Linked DNA regions of Mus musculus: region 1 is linked to region 2. Evidence: chromatin loops called from intact Hi-C (ENCODE). Cell type or tissue: left cerebral cortex. All regions are shown on one strand.

Region 1 (8,000 bases), 530 kb before region 2:
CAACAGATCCTAATGCAATCCATCCCTAATTTGAGTCTCAGTTTATTTGGGTGTCTCTTCTTCCTGGGCATCAGTCCTGCTCTGAAATAGATTGTCTGGCACCTTGCCTCTCCCCTATGTCACCCTCCTCCGTCTTCAGCTTTCATTTTACCTCCGGGCCCTTCCTTACCCCAGCCACACTATCCCAGACTCTAGAAGGCAACAGCACAGCTCAGTAGTCTTGGGTTCTAAATGCAGGGTTGTTCTTCATCTGCCCTGGGTGCCTTTGCCTAATATTCCCCAAGGGCCTTTCCTAATGATTTTTTTTTTTTTTTTGGTCACTTTCTTCTCTTCCTGCCTGGTGAACTCAGTTCTGTTCCCCTGGCCTCCTGCAAAACTGCCGCTAGGAGTAGGTATGTGAAGTGGAGACTCTTGGACCACTGCAGGGACAGGTGACAAGAGATACTGGATTTGTCCCCCAAGCCAGTGGTTGGTCTGTAAGACCCATAAGTGGCCTCTTTGTCTTGGAGTAAGCAGCCTGAGTGACCCTTTCAAGGAGCTTTGAGGGCTCAGGGGCCCTACACTGACAAGTGGCTGAGAGCTGGTTAGAGTCTTCCTGTGGGACATCCTGGGAGCAGAGCCAGTGAGCAGCCCAAGTGAGGAGAAGGAGCCATCATGAGGTCCCTCACTAAGCATCACCATCCTGTCTGTTCAGACCACCTGACCGGGCTCTTCTGGTTAATCTGCAGGACGACACTCTAGGGAGGGTTTCCAGAGCAGGGGCTGGGGCCGGGGCTGCCAGCACTGTAGCATTTGACTGTAGGAAATGGTCCTTGTTCTTGTGCAGAGAACTCTAGAAGAAAGAGCACTTGTCCCTTGAAACTGGCTCTTCAGACTTCTTTATCTGCAACTGTGCTCAGAGGCAGGTGGATGAATGAAATGACCCCTGATAATGACCCTGATAACGTGGGGATCCCACAGTGCCTGGGAACAAATGTTGTGACTGTAATCAGCAGGGTTTCTGGGGCCTATTTTCCCTTGGCGAGTTGGCAACCCACAGCTTACCTGAATTAGGTGAGGCAATTCCTTACCTCACAACCCTGCAGGTTGTCAGTTGTTCTTCAGGGGCTTGGCCATGTCCACTCTGCTGGCAGCCTGCAGAGCAGGTCTCTCTCCTGTTGTGACTTTCTTCCCCACCATTAGTACAGCACAGTGTACCTAGACTTCACACAGATGCCTTCTCTTCCCCTTAGCAAGGCTCCCTGTTCTTTGGCTTTTTCCAGATCCTCTGTCTATCATCACTGACCCAGGACTCTGAATATCTATTAATAATCACCCTTGAGATGACGCAATCCAAAATGAGCAAAACCACCACAATATTAACCGCTGTGGTGGGGTGTGGGACAGATGTGTGCACTGTCTTGCTTGTAAGGGGGGGTGAAGGTGCTGAGCGGTAGCAGCTGATGCCCCTTCTGAGGGCATTAGGACCCTCCTCAAACAGGAGCCAACTCCAGGGACACAAGGAGCAGAGAGGGGTTGGTAACAAAGCCACTTGGAGAGCTGAGATGCTGCTGCTTGGATTATCATCAGCTGCCAGTATCTTTGCATAAGTACTGGTAGGTGGATGTCTGGTCAAAGCTGATGTGTGGGTGTTGGAAGAAACAATCAAATTGACGTGATTTAAGAACCGAGGGTTATTTTGAACTCTTTCGTTCCCATTTGAACGTCCTCCTTTTTCTAAAAAAAAAAAAAAAAAAAAAAAAAAGAAGAAGAAGAAGTTTTTTTGTTGTTGTTGTTGTTGTTTCATTTTTTTGTGGGAAACCAGGAAAGAGGAGGAAAATTGGTAGAGAGAGGCTCAATTCGTTCCTGTTCTGTTCCTGTGCTTGGAATATTGCCTGGATGCAGGGGCATGGCCAAAATGACCCTCATCATCTTCTCACAGGGCAGGAAGGATCTCGGCTAATGGTTTCTTGGAAGCAAGAATGATGCCCCTGTGGCTGGAAGGGAAACTTGTAGTTATGGTAACCATGCGATTCAGTTTCCCCATGTGAGTGGGTGGTCCTAGTTTATGAGAAGCAAAAACTGGGGTTCAGAAAAACACTCAAAGCCAGGCACCAAAATGACCAAAAAGAAACTAATAGGGCAGCTCCAAGTCTTGGTAGAAATGCAGCAACGCTCTTGCCAACCCCCACTGCCTTTCCTGTGGGGAAGGAAGGTCCCACAGATAAGAAAGGGTCTTGGAGAATGTGTGTGTCAAGAATGAGAGACCTGTGAGGATAAGGGGGTGGGGGAAGGAAGCCTGTTTCACAGAGCAGGAGGATGGAACACAACTATCATTGATTCGTCCGATTAAGAACTGGGCATATTAAGCAGATTTGGGGTGTCTTGAAGGAAAGAACAGTCTAATAAAATATTTTAAGAGACCGTGAGAGTCAAGTCCTCTCCTATTCCATTCCTACCAACTTAGGCAATCCCTCTCATCTTTCCTGACCAGAGTAAATGCCAGCGGTAATTTTTAGATTAGGGTGTTTCCTCCTACACCAGGACTTTTCCAGACTTTATGACCCTAAGCACAGCTGCTGTATGAAGCCTGAGAGCCCCTTGCCCAAGCCCAGTTACCAAGAAAAGATATCACGGTTTCACTTGGCAGCCAACAGAATCCTCCAATCCCACGTTGGACTGGGAAGCCAGATTTAACTCACACAGTGTTTAAGACACCCAGGAGCAGAGACATGCTACTGTTTGCATAAATGTCCTCCCACTGAACTTCCTCCCTGTCCATCTGTCCCTTAGCTGTCACACTGCTCAGACCGCCTTGTGGATAAACATGAGAGTCCCAGGAGCAGAGTGGCACAGAGCCCTTCATCCTGCCAGGCTCCCCATCACGGATCCAGTCTTGCCCTGGTTCTCTTCCCTCTGTTCCTGCTCCCATCCCTTTCTCATTCCCTTTATCTCCTTCCTCTACAGTCCCATTTCTGGCCCAGCTTAGCCCTCTATAATGACTTAATCTTGCCGACAGGGTGACAAGCGGATGAATCGAAGTCTGAGGCTTTTTTTCTCCACTCTAGATTCATTGGAAGATTTCTCCCAGATGCGGCACTAAAACCCCAGATTCAATTTCCCTTTGACATAATAACCGAATTAGTCTCATATTGTCATACATAAATTACTAGCCAGTCAGGGTGCCACCAGAGGGAGAGAGAGCTGGAGAGAAAGCAAGACATGAGCATCCGAAGGGGTGTGACTGTGACAAGCAGGGACCTGAATAACAATGGGACCAGAAGGGTAGCAGCTAATCATAGCTGACAAATGAGGAGAATTCCCGGGCTGCAACAAAGGTAAAGAATATTTACCTTCCTCCCCATGCCCCTGGCCATTAAAATGTCACCACGGGGAGCTACGCACCTTACAAGTGATACACAGATCTAAATATCTTCTCCGTTAAGCACTGCTCTGTTTGCAAAGGCTGCTTTCCAAGAGGAAAATGAGGTTTTCTTGAAACTCCGTTGCAGCTTCCAGGCCTGCTGGTGGAAGTTGAGCTGAGTAGGAGACTTACGTGAGTCTTAGTGTGGTGGACCAGTCCTCACCATGGTTGTAGGGACGTTAGCCTGGATAGCTCTGAGTGCAGGAGCATGCTGGCCTGCATAACTATGTTGGGAATCAGATCCTGGGCAGAAGGGGTTCAAACCTGAGCCAGCTAAAGTGGGGTTCCTCAGCTCTCCACCAGCCACTCCTCTCAAGCTGGAGTCCCGAGGGCTAGCCTTATGCCTCCCCCTCTGAGCCCTTGCCCCCGGCCCATCTGTCCATCCTGTTCAATGCTCCTCTAGGAACTTCTGAGCTTCACCTCCGTATCCCAATGCGACATTAAGGCCTGTTGAAGAGTCCTGGTGGTCTTCCCACTTCCTGTGCTCCCTGACAACCCATGGTCTACCCATCCTCTGAGTGTACCTTGCCCAAATGCAGATTTACTGACAGTATGCCCCCAGTTAAAACCTTTCACTACTTCCCTAAAGAATGATGTCTAAGCTTTGAGGCATTTGCTAGTAAGATGGTCCATGACCTATCGCTCTGTGCAGACCCCTGACCACAGCCAGGCTCATGGTACTGATTGTTTCCAGGCAGGACCCTTGTATTGCTTCTAGCTGCTCCTTTGGCCTGGAGAGTTAGCCTTCTCTACTTGAGCACTTCCCATGGTAAGCATAGCTTACCAACCTTGGACCAACCTACCACCATGCACAGGCCTCCACTGCCTCTGCCTTCTCTGTGACTGTTCCCAGTGGCTAGTTGGTTCAACTTTAGCTCTATGTATCAAATCCTTCAAAGATAAGCATGAGATGTCGACATGGGAAGCACCAGGTTGTCCAAAGAGAGGTGAACTGGCCCAGGTTGGGAAGAGAGCAGGTCAAATCCACCCCCCATGCCGATCAAAGCTGAGCATGGGATTTTACACCTTGCTACATTCGTCCATATCCAGCACACAGTAGGGCTTTTGCAGATGTTCAGAAAATAAATCTCAAAGAGGTACAGTAAAGCCAGTCCTGGCCAAGCAAGGATTCAGTAGATGCCATGTCTCCCATAAGATCCTACCTCGTGGGTATGCAAGCCCATGTGGGCAGGTATGGGGGCCTAAGGTTGCCACCCAAGCTCTTCTTCACTTTCTTTTTCCACTTAGTGTTTGAAATTGGCTTTTCACTGAGCCTAGAGCTCATCATTTCACCCTTGGAATCTGCTTGTTTCTGCTTCCCAGATCTGGGGTTGCGGGTACTCACCACCATGCCTGGCGTGCACGTGGGTCCTGGGGCTTAAACTCCCAGCCTTATGCTTGTACACTGAGCACTTGACTCACAGAACCATTTTCCCAACTCTAAATTTTGTTTTTTTACTGCTAGACTGCCATGAGTCCAACAGGGTCTCAAAACTATGTGACTTGGGATATGTTGGGTCTCCCAGTGGCCAATGTGGAGCATGCCCTACTGTTAATCCTCAGGAAATGTCTACAAGATGATCTTCTGTGGATTCTGCTCTAAGGAGCTGACCACTGAGGGGATCATAATGAGCAGGATATGACAGACTACGAGCAAGAGCTGGACCCTCTTCCGCTTTGTATCTCTGTCTGAGACGAACATTTTCCGGGAGTGCTAACACAGCCCCTGCTCAGAAAAGGCTGGGAGTCCCACACGCACGGCTCAGGGGACAGGTTGTGATCCGTCCATTTCCATCCAGCATTGTGTTTCTCTGTTGGTGTCACTGTGACCCGTTCTACTTGTTTTTATGCAGTATATTATTTTGCTTTTATATTTCTACTTTATCTGCAGACCTGCAGAGTTCCAAGAACTTAACTGGATCCAAAGCCAATGCATTAACTCCCTGGCTCAGCCCGGGTGAAATGAGGAAACAGCCTTCCCTCTCCTTATTTCGTCCACTACTCACACCTGGTCTCCACGGTGGCCTCCTCACCTCCACTGGCGGGATGAAGACCCTCCAACCTTTCAATCAGTCTGGTGTTGTCCGGGTTTGCCCTTCCAGTTATTACAAGTCCGGTTCCAGATACATGCAGCATATCCTCACTTATATGTGAAACTAAAAGAGTTCGACTCATAGGCATGGAAATGGTTTCCAGACCGGAAAGAGGGAGCGAGCAAGGGGTGGGGTGGGGGTGGGGGTGTTCACAGGTGCAACCGGATAGGAAGAATAACTCCTGGCGTTCTATGTCACAGTCAGATGGCTGGAGTTGGCTACTAATTGAATATTTCCAAGTATCTAGTAGAGAGGATTGTGAATGTTTTCATCGCAGAGAAACAATAAATGTCTGAAGTGATGGATCTGCCAATTACTAGGATCTGATCATTACAAGTGGTACACATGTATTGAAATATCATACCACCCATAAATATGTACAATTACCGTGTGTCATTTACAAAAGAAAGCAAGCTCAACCTAGGACAGAACTCATTCCTCTTGCCTAATGAGAAGAGTCTCCCAGCCCCCAGCCTGCCTCAGACCCAGAGCCAGAGGCCCTGCAGCAGGAAGGGGCTAGCCTCCTCTACCTTTCCTTCTATCTTTCCTTCTGCTGTGCCTCTTTGCCTTGCTACTCTGGGGGCTGACAGGAGAAAGAAGAGCTTTAGCTGAGTTCAAACTTCTGATAGTTCTCTGTGGCTATCAAATAGCCAGGGAGATGCCTAAATACAGCTTACAGAGGGATTTTGTGTGCTCTTAGAGAAGTTACCTGGGGAACCTCCATCACACAGGTTCCTGATAGGACAATGGCTCCCTACCGCCTCTCACAACTCCCACGTAGTCAATTCTAGAGCAATCCACATGGTCTGCCTGGGATGATTCTCAGGCAATGATGGAATCTTTGGAGGCAATTCAATTACAGTCAACCTCTAACAGTCCTTCCAGTGTTCAAGATATGCTGGGGCTCCCCAAACCACAGTTAGCTCTGGGTCTCTCCCTCCCTCTCCCTCTCCCTCTCCCTCTCCCTCTCCCTCTCCCTCTCCCTCTCCCTCTCCCTCTCCCTCTCCCTCTCCCTCTCCCTCTCCCTCTCCCTCTCCCTCTCCCTCTCCCTCTCTCCCCATCCCCATGCACATACACTTGCACATACATGCAATGGCATATGCTGTATGCTGTATGTCATTGCATGTAGAGACCACCAGAGGTCAATCTTTAGTGTTACAGAATTTTAATTAAAGACTGATCTGAGCCACAATGTAGTGACAACATTGTCTTTTTGTAAAGGGCTTTCTTTTCTTTTCTTTTCCTTTCTTATTTTATTTTATTTTATTCTATTTTATTTTTTGTCTTTCTACGTAGCCATGGGTTTCCTGGAACTCATTATGAGGACCAGGCTGACTTCAAACTCCACCTAGCTCTGCCTCTCAAGTGCTGAGATTAACGACATGTGCCACTCCACCTGGCTCTAAGTGACTTCTTAAAGCTTTCTTTACTGGCCTACAGTGGTACAGAGATGGAATCTCAGCTCTCAACCTCACCTTCTCCTCCCTGGCTGGGAGCTTAAGGCTACTGGGGGCGCAGAGCCTATCTTGCTCTCTTGGTAAGTCTACAGCTATGCTTGACACTGTGCCTACTGGGGAGGGTCCTGGTAGACACAGGTGGCATGCCCAGGAAGGTGGCTGGGGAGAATAGAAAAGATCGTCCAATGACAAGAGCAGACTATGAAAGCCACCATCTTGAGCAGAGAAGGCAAGGGGAAGAAGATGTCCCCAGATCCTTTGTAAAATACAGGTCTCTTGGACAGGACAGTAACCTTCAATACATGGATTATGCCATTCAAACTGTGGACAAACAGGGCATTGGGGAAATAAACAGCCCCTCTCTTCTCTCTTCAGTTCTCCTGAAGGCACCCCCACTGGCTGGGTTTAGCCCAAAGACTCAGGTTAACACTGTGGCAGGATGGAGAAGCAGGGCAATAAAGGATGTGTTGGGGGTGGGAATTCATTATATTGTCCCCATCTCAGCCCCTTAATGAGACACCAAGGAAAGTTCATTGAACAACTGCTCTCCTCTGCCCCTAATGGCAAGGTATCTGCATCCCAGTGTGGACTGCAAGACAGGGTGAAAGGTCCGGGGCTGGATGGTAGTCTCTCACCTTCTGCCAAGTCTTACTTCCCTAGACTTTGAACACCACTGTGAAGGCCACGTCCAGAAAATACCATAAAGCTAGCATAGGAAGGGAGTCTGAGTGAGAGATTACCTGCCATTTCAAGTCCTCTGGGCCACACTACACCCTTTACTGGCACGTATCATTAGAACTGGCTCAGCGTGGATGGCTGGGATTTCTCCAGGAGACGGCGGGGAGAAAAGAAACAACTGGATCAGTGATCAGTGATGCCCACAGTAGAGGCAGTGTTGGGACCTGATTTGGGCCACATAGGGTGAGATAACGGTGCCTCTCTTCCCGCTTTGCCTCTCCAAGGACTGGCTCAGACAGGGTCCAAGCCCTGGTGTTGTCACCATGTGGGCAGAGTTGTGGGTTTCTGTTGGCACCCTCACTCCCCACA
Region 2 (8,000 bases):
CTCTGATGTAGAGGGCTGGGGAAGTGGAGAGGCTGTGCCTTTTGCTGGTTGTTCTTGTGGGTACATGGGTACACCCACCCATATACATACCTGTTTGCATGTGTGTTTCTCTGGAGCTAGCCAGCCTATTATAGGCAGGCCCCAAGTGGTCCCTGTTGAGCCCTAAGGTCCTGGCCCAGCTGGCATAAAGAATGAGCACAGGATGGGCCTGGTGCTTCGCAGAGCCCTTGACAGCTGCTTTCCTTGTCTTTCAGCCCATGAGGCTCCCAGTACCCACTGAGTACCACCCTGAAGGATGTCCCAGCTCTCCTCCACCCTGAAGCGCTATACAGAATCGTCCCGCTACACAGATGCCCCCTATGCCAAACCGGGCTATGGCACCTACACCCCTTCTTCCTATGGGGCCAACCTGGCCGCCTCCTTCCTGGAGAAGGAAAAACTTGGTTTCAAGCCGGTCTCCCCCACCAGCTTCCTCCCACGGCCCCGCACCTACGGCCCCTCCTCCATTCTGGACTGTGACAGGGGCCGCCCCCTGCTGAGATCTGACATCATTGGGAGTAGTAAGCGGTCAGAGAGCCAGACCCGTGGCAATGAAAGGCCCTCGGGCAGTGGACTCAACGGAGGCAGTGGATTTTCTTATGGAGTTTCCAGCAACTCCCTCAGCTACCTGCCCATGAATGCCAGAGACCAGGGGGTGACCCTGAGCCAGAAGAAATCGAACAGCCAATCAGACCTGGCCCGGGATTTCTCCAGCCTCCGGACTTCAGATGGCTACCGGACTTCAGATGGCTACCGGACCTCAGAGGGCTTTAGGATAGACCCTGGAAACCTGGGTCGCAGCCCCATGCTGGCCCGCACGCGTAAGGAGCTCTGTGCCCTGCAGGGCCTCTACCAAGCAGCCAGCCGTTCTGAGTACCTAACAGACTATCTGGAGAACTATGGTCGAAAGGGCAGTGCACCACAGGTGCTCACGCAAGCCCCTCCTCCCTCCCGAGTCCCTGAAGTCCTCAGTCCCACCTACCGACCAAGTGGCCGTTACACACTGTGGGAGAAGAGCAAGGGCCAGGCCTCTGGGCCCAGCCGCTCCAGTTCTCCAGGGCGAGACACCATGGTGAGTTTACTCTTGGGGATCCAGTGAGGGACTGGGGAGACAGCCCCGTGTTACAAAGAGCCAGGCTAGGAACAGAACTCCCAACCTGACTGACGATTGGTGGCGGACAAGCAGCAGAGATCATCTTCCACGATGATCAAAGCATGACTTGGTGGCTCCATGGCTCAGAGCCATGGGGAAGGGGCTGGCCCGTGCTTCAGAGACCTACACACGTGGGAATGATCCAAAGGTGCTCTAGGAGGTTCAGCCCCCCCTGTCTGCTGTTCTTCTCATTCTCTGATCTCCCATCCAAAATGTCAGGGTCTTCCCCTGTGGGCTCTGGTCCATCCAGGGCTGGATGCCACAGTAGAAGTGTGATCACCATGTTACCTGTGGAGAGAGAGCCATCCTCCCACCCCGATCCCTGCTCTGGATGGTTCTCTTCCTGTCCAGGCATGAGATATTAGGAGTAGCAGGACTCTTCCCCTGATGCCGGCAGCTTAAGTTCAGGGTATCTGGAGAATAGGTTTGTATCTTTGGAGAAAATAGTGTAGAGTCTTTTGTCCAGAGATAGAGATGATCTAATACCTCAGTGCTCCAGCTTGCCTGGGCTGGAATGAGGGGAGAGGCTCTGTTGGAGATTAACCAAGGGCTGGCATGGTCTCCCTCACATCTAATCCCTGAACACGCCTCCCTGGGGCAGTGACTCCTCTCCTCTCCTGTAGTTATCCGTGTGTCCAATAGGTGGCGAGCTCTTGGAGATTTAAAGTGATTGTATCTCTACTCCTTCCCCTGTGCCTCTGGCAACTCGGGGCTCAGCTGACCTGCTGATTGCATGGATGGATGGATGGGTGATTAGACTGGGGTGGGGGTGGGGTGGTGGATTGATGGGCAGAAGAACACATAGGTAGACAAGCGTGTGGGTAAGAGGATTGGATGCTGTGTTCTCTGTTTCCTTATGTACCCCTCCTTATAGAGCATATGTCTTTTGTAAAGGCAAGCAAGCTATGCCATAGCATGAAATAGTGCTTTAGAGAGCTTGTTCAGGACTAGGGATCATAGCTGGGTCATAGGCTAAAGTGTGTCATGACAAAGGGCCTTGGGACAACTTTGATAGTATCACTTGAACTGTTTTGGGCCACCTGGGAAGTACCATGGAAGATACAAAAGCTGTGTCTCACAGGACATTCAGACTCTAGCCATCAGGGTTGGCTACAGGCACAGGACGCTGTAGGGTCCATTCTCGACACGTCCAGAGTTGTTCATAGAGGTGATGGGCAATGAAAAGGCTCCTCTCAGTGGAGGGAGCCTCTGCCGGCTCTTCCTTTGCTCGGAAGAAAGGAAGTCTTCTTGTACACGCATGCTTCTCTGTGGGGTCCGCAGGCATTCGGTGGCAGTAGAATCACCTATGGGCTTAACAGTCCCCCAGACCCTCTGGAGCAAACGCTCTCAGGGCAGTGCCTTAAGATCTGCCTGTTACAGGCTTTTCAGGTTGTCTGGGCCAAAGGCTGCAATACACTCCAGACTCCCAGCAGCTGCTGTTATCTGTCATCTTCCTCACAGCCAGCTACTTACTGCTCTTCCTGAAGTCTGCTGTCCCCTTTCCCTTCATTTCTCCTGGGGACACCTGGCCCTACCCCAGCCCAGGGCCGGAGAGAGTTGTTTTCAGAAAGGATCTCAACGAGGTAGCAAATACCCTGAGCAAACTCAGTCGCCAGAACCTGCATCCCTCTGGCCTAGAAGCAAGGCACAGAACTGTTAGGTGGTCAGGAGTGCCCTAAAGCCAAGCTAGCATTTCATCCTGAGCTCTGCTCAGTACAGTACCACCAACCAGGAGAGACCTCTACGGTCTCACTGCCCCGAGACCATCACTTCACCTTGGCCCTCTTATGCTCGCTTCCAGGGGTTGATTGTATCCTAAGGAAGTGAGAGCAACTTTTTGGGTGCCTTGAAATCTGCCCCATCACAAGCTTCTCCATAAGTTCTGTTCTCCCAGGATGGCTTCTTTAAAAAAAAAAGTGTGGCTTCTTCTCACAGTGCTGTTTTCTAGCTCTGAACTCTGTACCATGCACACCTCTGGGGAACTGAGAACTCTGTGCCATTCACCTGGCTTTCTCGGGCAGTTTCCTTAACTCCTAAGTCTGTTTGCTCTTCTGTAAAATGAAAGCACTCATAGTTTCTACTTCATAAATTACTGTGAAAGAGCCTGACACATAGTAGGGACTCAGTAAAGGTCGGTCATCTTTGCTCCTGGCTTTAGGAGACGAGAGAGGTGCAGGCCAGCCTCTGCCTTGAGTTCACTTCAGGAAATCCATGCCTACTTGGTTACACCAGGAGGCAGGCCTGGGTGTGTGTGTCTTCCGAGGTAGGGAAGGGAGAGGTCACCTGAGGCCGAGACAGACTGCCCGTGACCTCTGAGAGGCACAGTCTTACCTTTTAACCTTGGATACCTATCAGCTCGGACGGATTTCCTCCTCTATAAAGTGAACGATGGCACCTGCCCTGCCCTCCTCACAGGACTGCCACAAGGCTCAAACCAAGTAATGAAGGTGGAGGCATCTCCAGCCAATAAGACAGTAACGGCCAACCTGAGCTTGGAGCTTCACAGGCTCCATTGAGCATGTGTAATGGAGGCACCACCGGCATGAAGTCGGTGAAGGTGCAACTCGGCCCTGGGGCTCTGAGGGTCAACCCCCTGAGGCCCCACTTTCCCTGAAAATGCAGGGCGATGAGCCAGGAGCCACCAAGGTGTTTTGCTCTTCTAGGGAGGATTTGCAAGCCAGCCCAGGTGGCTCAGCCCTGCAGAGCGCCTAGAGCCAGAGAGCCAGAGAGCACCAACCCGTCAGTTCCCCCTCGCCCCACCTCTTCTGTTCCTGGGGCCTATGGAAGGACAAGCTGTTCCCACTGAGCACTGCCAGGCCTGTGCTTTAACCCTACAATCCCTCCTAATCCTCCTATGATCCACCCCCCCAGCTGCTCTGTGGCCAGCCCTGGCACGATGCCTGCTGGCCTCAGGCCGCGCACTTGCCCCTCCCAGGCCTCACCTCCTCTCCCCAAGAAGAGCCACGGGTTGGCCCAGGGCCCTTCCAAGCATAGTCAGCAGGCTAGGAACCTGCCTCTTCCACACAGAGGCAGGGACTGAGTCGTGTCCCCCCTTCTCCCCCCCTCCCCCCCCCCCACGTCCGACCTAGGCTGTTCCCTGGCGTTCGCACACACAATCTTATGTGCCCCTTCCTCTCTGCTCGGGGAACTGCTTCTGAGTGATGGAATCTGAGTCTCTGGGTCCTGTCTGTCACTGGGGTTGCTGACTCATGTTCTGAAGCCTTGGGTTCCAGCTGTTCAGTGACAGGGAGATTATATAAAGCCAGGGTCACGTGATCCTCCTCTCGGGTGGGACTCTGGACTTGAACAAGTGGAGGATGGCAGAGACTGCCTGAGAACCAAAAAGCGGACCTTCCTCTCCTGTCCCCCTGCCTTCTCACTCTGTTGACTCAAGCCACACTGGACTGCCCCTCTTCTGTCTTATTTGTCCAGATTGGCAACCTGAGACCCTGGAGCCCATCTTTACCTGGCCCACCCCAGCCACCTCCTCAACTGCTCCCAGGAGGCCATACTTTCTGAAGGTCTCAGTCTGTACTAAAGACACTCGTGAGAATCCCCAGGACCAGAACAAGCCCTAGCTCCTGAGGAGGAAGAGCAGAGGGTTTGGGCATGGTTGTTAGACTCTCTGTAGTGCTAATGTCTCTGTCCCGGGAAGACTCGCTGTGGGCAGTGACCTGGCAGCCGTCCTTGTCATTACTCTCCAGCTCCATTTCTCAGTTGATGTCCTGAACCCCTCCATCCATCCTGTCTTCCCTTCAGCCACCCCCACACCCCTCACACACACACACACACACCACACACTCCAGGATGTCATTTTAAGTTAATATGGTGCTGGGGTGGGGCGAAGCAACACAAGTTAATCCAAGCCTAGCAAAATGTTCCCTGCCCCTGGGGGACCCGCCCCACTGACCATCAGCCTCAGAAACAAACATCATGTTCAGAGCTCAGAGCTGCCCACGTGGTCCCTTGCCCCCTCTTACCTCAGTGAATACATAAAACTAGCACCCGAGACAGAGCCATAAGCAATAGAAGGAAGTGTGTGGGCTTCTTGAATATGGCTGGTTCAGACCAGATTTCCTGGGGCTTGAAAGAGCACAGAACATTTGACCCGTGGGGGTCTAATTCCTACAAGGAAATAGTTTCCTACCGCTGATGGGAAGGGTAAACTGACTCTCCTCCATAAAGTACACGATGGGCTGGAAGCCCACAAAACCTTCCTGAAAACTCAGAGCCCCTGCCTTCTCAGGCCTCAGTCTTGCCAGCAGAGAGACGCTTGCTAGGATCTGGGCCACTGGCCTTGAGACATCTTCCAGAGCCTGAGCATCGTCACCAGACCCTGGACAAAGCCACCCATTGGGGTCTGAGAACAGCAGGATAGTTTCAGTCCTAGTCCTTGTAGGGAGAACCCTGACTGAGGTAAAGAAAATGACCTGTCCTACACCAGAGGCAGGAAATAGCTCAGAGAAACGGTAGCTTTGGGCTGCAAGACTCAACATAGCCCAACATGGCTCTGTAGATTTCAGACTTAAGTCATAGAGCCTCAACCAGATTCAGACCCCAGAGGACTATCTCAGTAAAACTGAGTCCACTTTAGGAAATGGCTCTGAGAAGAAAGGGTCTCACAGGAATTTGGTGAGTTGAGGAATAAGCCAGAGATCTTCCTCGGCTGCATTTAGCAGCAGTCGGACATGCTGGACAAGACTGGACGCTGTTTAACTCACCCTAGATTTCTCAAAATACATCCAGGCAACAGCTTTCCCCATCTGTCCCTCCCCGCTACCAGAAACACCCACACCTCCCCGGCAACCTCCTGCATCCCAGGAAAGAGGGAGAGCATGCTGGCACAGCACCAAGATGGGAGTGCACATGTCATTAAGTCTAAGTCATGGGGACAGAGGCCATGCTACAGTGGGTGAGCATCTCTTGGACAGCACCCCACCCACAGCACACTTGCTCAACATGTAAAACCAGACACACCCCTTCCCCTTAAGATCAACTGCAACATGCAGGATTCTCAGCAGAGCTCAGTCTGGCCCTCTTCATTAAGACCTCCCTCGTTAAGGAACCTCCAGCCCTGCCCTAGAGGATGATCCCAGGTGCTGGAGCAACCAAGACAAGCCACACAGCATCTGAGACCGTTTGCAAGTTTTACAGCTATAAAACAAAGATAAACATATTCGAATGAATTAACAGTGTGCAAGCTGAGTGGATGAAGTAATGGGTGTTTAGAACTGGGTGGAATTAATTAGGGAAGGCTTTATAGAAGGCTTAGAGTTGCTGTTTTGTTTGTTGTAGCTCTGGGGGGTTAAGTTCAAGGCCTAACTCTTCCATTGAACCATCCCCCCCCCAAAAAAAAACCCCAAGCAGAAGTTGGGTTGGTCTGGCTTTTATGGCCCAACAGATCAAGCCCGGGGGCTTCCATCTGCTCGGGGAACTGACTTACGTGTTTTTTAAGACAGGGTCTTATGTAACCCAGCCTGGCTTTTACAGACGTCCTGCCTCTGCCTCTCAAATGCTGTGACTATAAGTGTGCCTCACCACATCTGGCAAAACTCGAGTTTTGAATAGAATTTACAAGTAGACAGAAAAACAGGAGGAACACCCTAGAATTTCTTAGTACCTGTTTTAAAAGTGTGAGTTTGTCTCTAAGACAAGTCTGGGTTCAGTGCCCTACACAGTCATTTATTAGTTTTGAGGTCCTGACTGAACACAAGCCCCTCTGGCACATAAAGTCCCTCACCTATCAACGAGAAGTAATAGTTAAAGCTTCACGGTGTGCTTGATGGAAATTAACCAGCATAGCATATATAAAGCCCATAGTCCAGTGCTGCTTGGTCATTCAAGGGCCTTAATGGTGTGTGTTTGTATGTGTGGCCTTGACCTGGGCTAGCCTTATACAGCCATATAGCTACGGATGACTTTGAGCTTCTCATCTCATGGGAATATATATGTATGTGTGTGTGTGTGTGTATATATATGTTTATGTGATGCTGGGGACTGAATCTAGGGCTTTGTGCATGCTAGGCAAACACTCTACCAACTGAACTGCATCTTGCATGCGTGTCTTTATTACATTCATTTACTTATTGTGTGTGGGCACACCCTTGCCCTTGGCACATGGCAAAAAGCTTGCCAAATTCATCTCTCTCCTTCCACCAGTGCAACGGAGGGTTCCAACTCAGATCGTTAGGCTTGGTGGCAGTCACCTATACCAGATGCGCCATCTAACCAGCCCTCATGTGTCGTTTCCTTAATGTTTTCTGTTAACATGTAATTATACACAACAATGGATTCACTATGACATCCTCATACATGCATCTAATGTATTTTGATCATACTTCCCCAGGTCCCCTCCTTTCATCCAGCTCTCACTTCTGCTGCTCCACTTCCTTTTACCAAGCAATCCCTCTTCTATCCCCACCCCCTTTTAGGGACCCTGAGTTTCCTTAGAGCTGCTTACGGGAACACAGATAGGGGTTATTTACAGGAATTTGAGCACCAGTCAGCTGCTACACTGTCGGAGGAAAGAGGACAGACAGGCTCTTACTATGCAGTCCAGGCTATCCTCAAACTAGCAATCCTCCTGCCTCAGCCTTCTGAATGCTAGGATTACAGGGCAACATGCTCAGCTAGATCTGTTTCCTTTCTTTCTCTTTTGTTTTTGTTTTCAGTTGGTTGGTTGGTTGGTTGGTTTTTCAGGACAGAATTTCTCTGTGTAGCTCTGGCTGTCCTGAAACTCTATCTTTAGACCAGGCTGCCCTTGTATTCAGAGATCCACCTGCCTCTGCCTCCTGAGTGCTGGGTGAAA

The links. Peaks named below come from ENCODE experiments on the same cell type or tissue, not always from the same donor. Only the 100,000 strongest peaks of a DNase experiment are listed, where the experiment ranks them.
Region 1: it touches region 2 in a loop (6-fold over the local background); 3 of 42 quality-filtered maps call a loop at or near these places.

What each region holds. Positions count from the first base shown.
Region 1 is chr9:43,546,336-43,554,335 of GRCm38, forward strand. No RefSeq gene overlaps it. Among named protein-coding and RNA genes, the nearest start is that of Gm36855, 29 kb to the left of the region's middle. In left cerebral cortex, CTCF peaks have their summits at 3,155 (motif pointing right) and 6,646 (motif pointing right); DNase peaks (open chromatin) are centred at 87, 1,621, 2,082, 2,712 and 1 more place; H3K27ac peaks cover 1,032 bases.
Region 2 is chr9:44,075,112-44,083,111 of GRCm38, forward strand. It overlaps Usp2 (ubiquitin specific peptidase 2), which reads left to right. Exons shown (of 13, transcript NM_198092.2): 2 at 255-1,111. The coding sequence starts at 296. The region is part of intron 1 of Gm39325 (a long non-coding RNA gene); the gene reads right to left. Among named protein-coding and RNA genes, the nearest start is that of Gm39325, 5.9 kb to the right of the region's middle. In left cerebral cortex, CTCF peaks have their summits at 1,817 and 2,019; DNase peaks (open chromatin) are centred at 1,821, 4,074, 4,434, 5,985 and 2 more places; H3K27ac peaks cover 3,942 bases.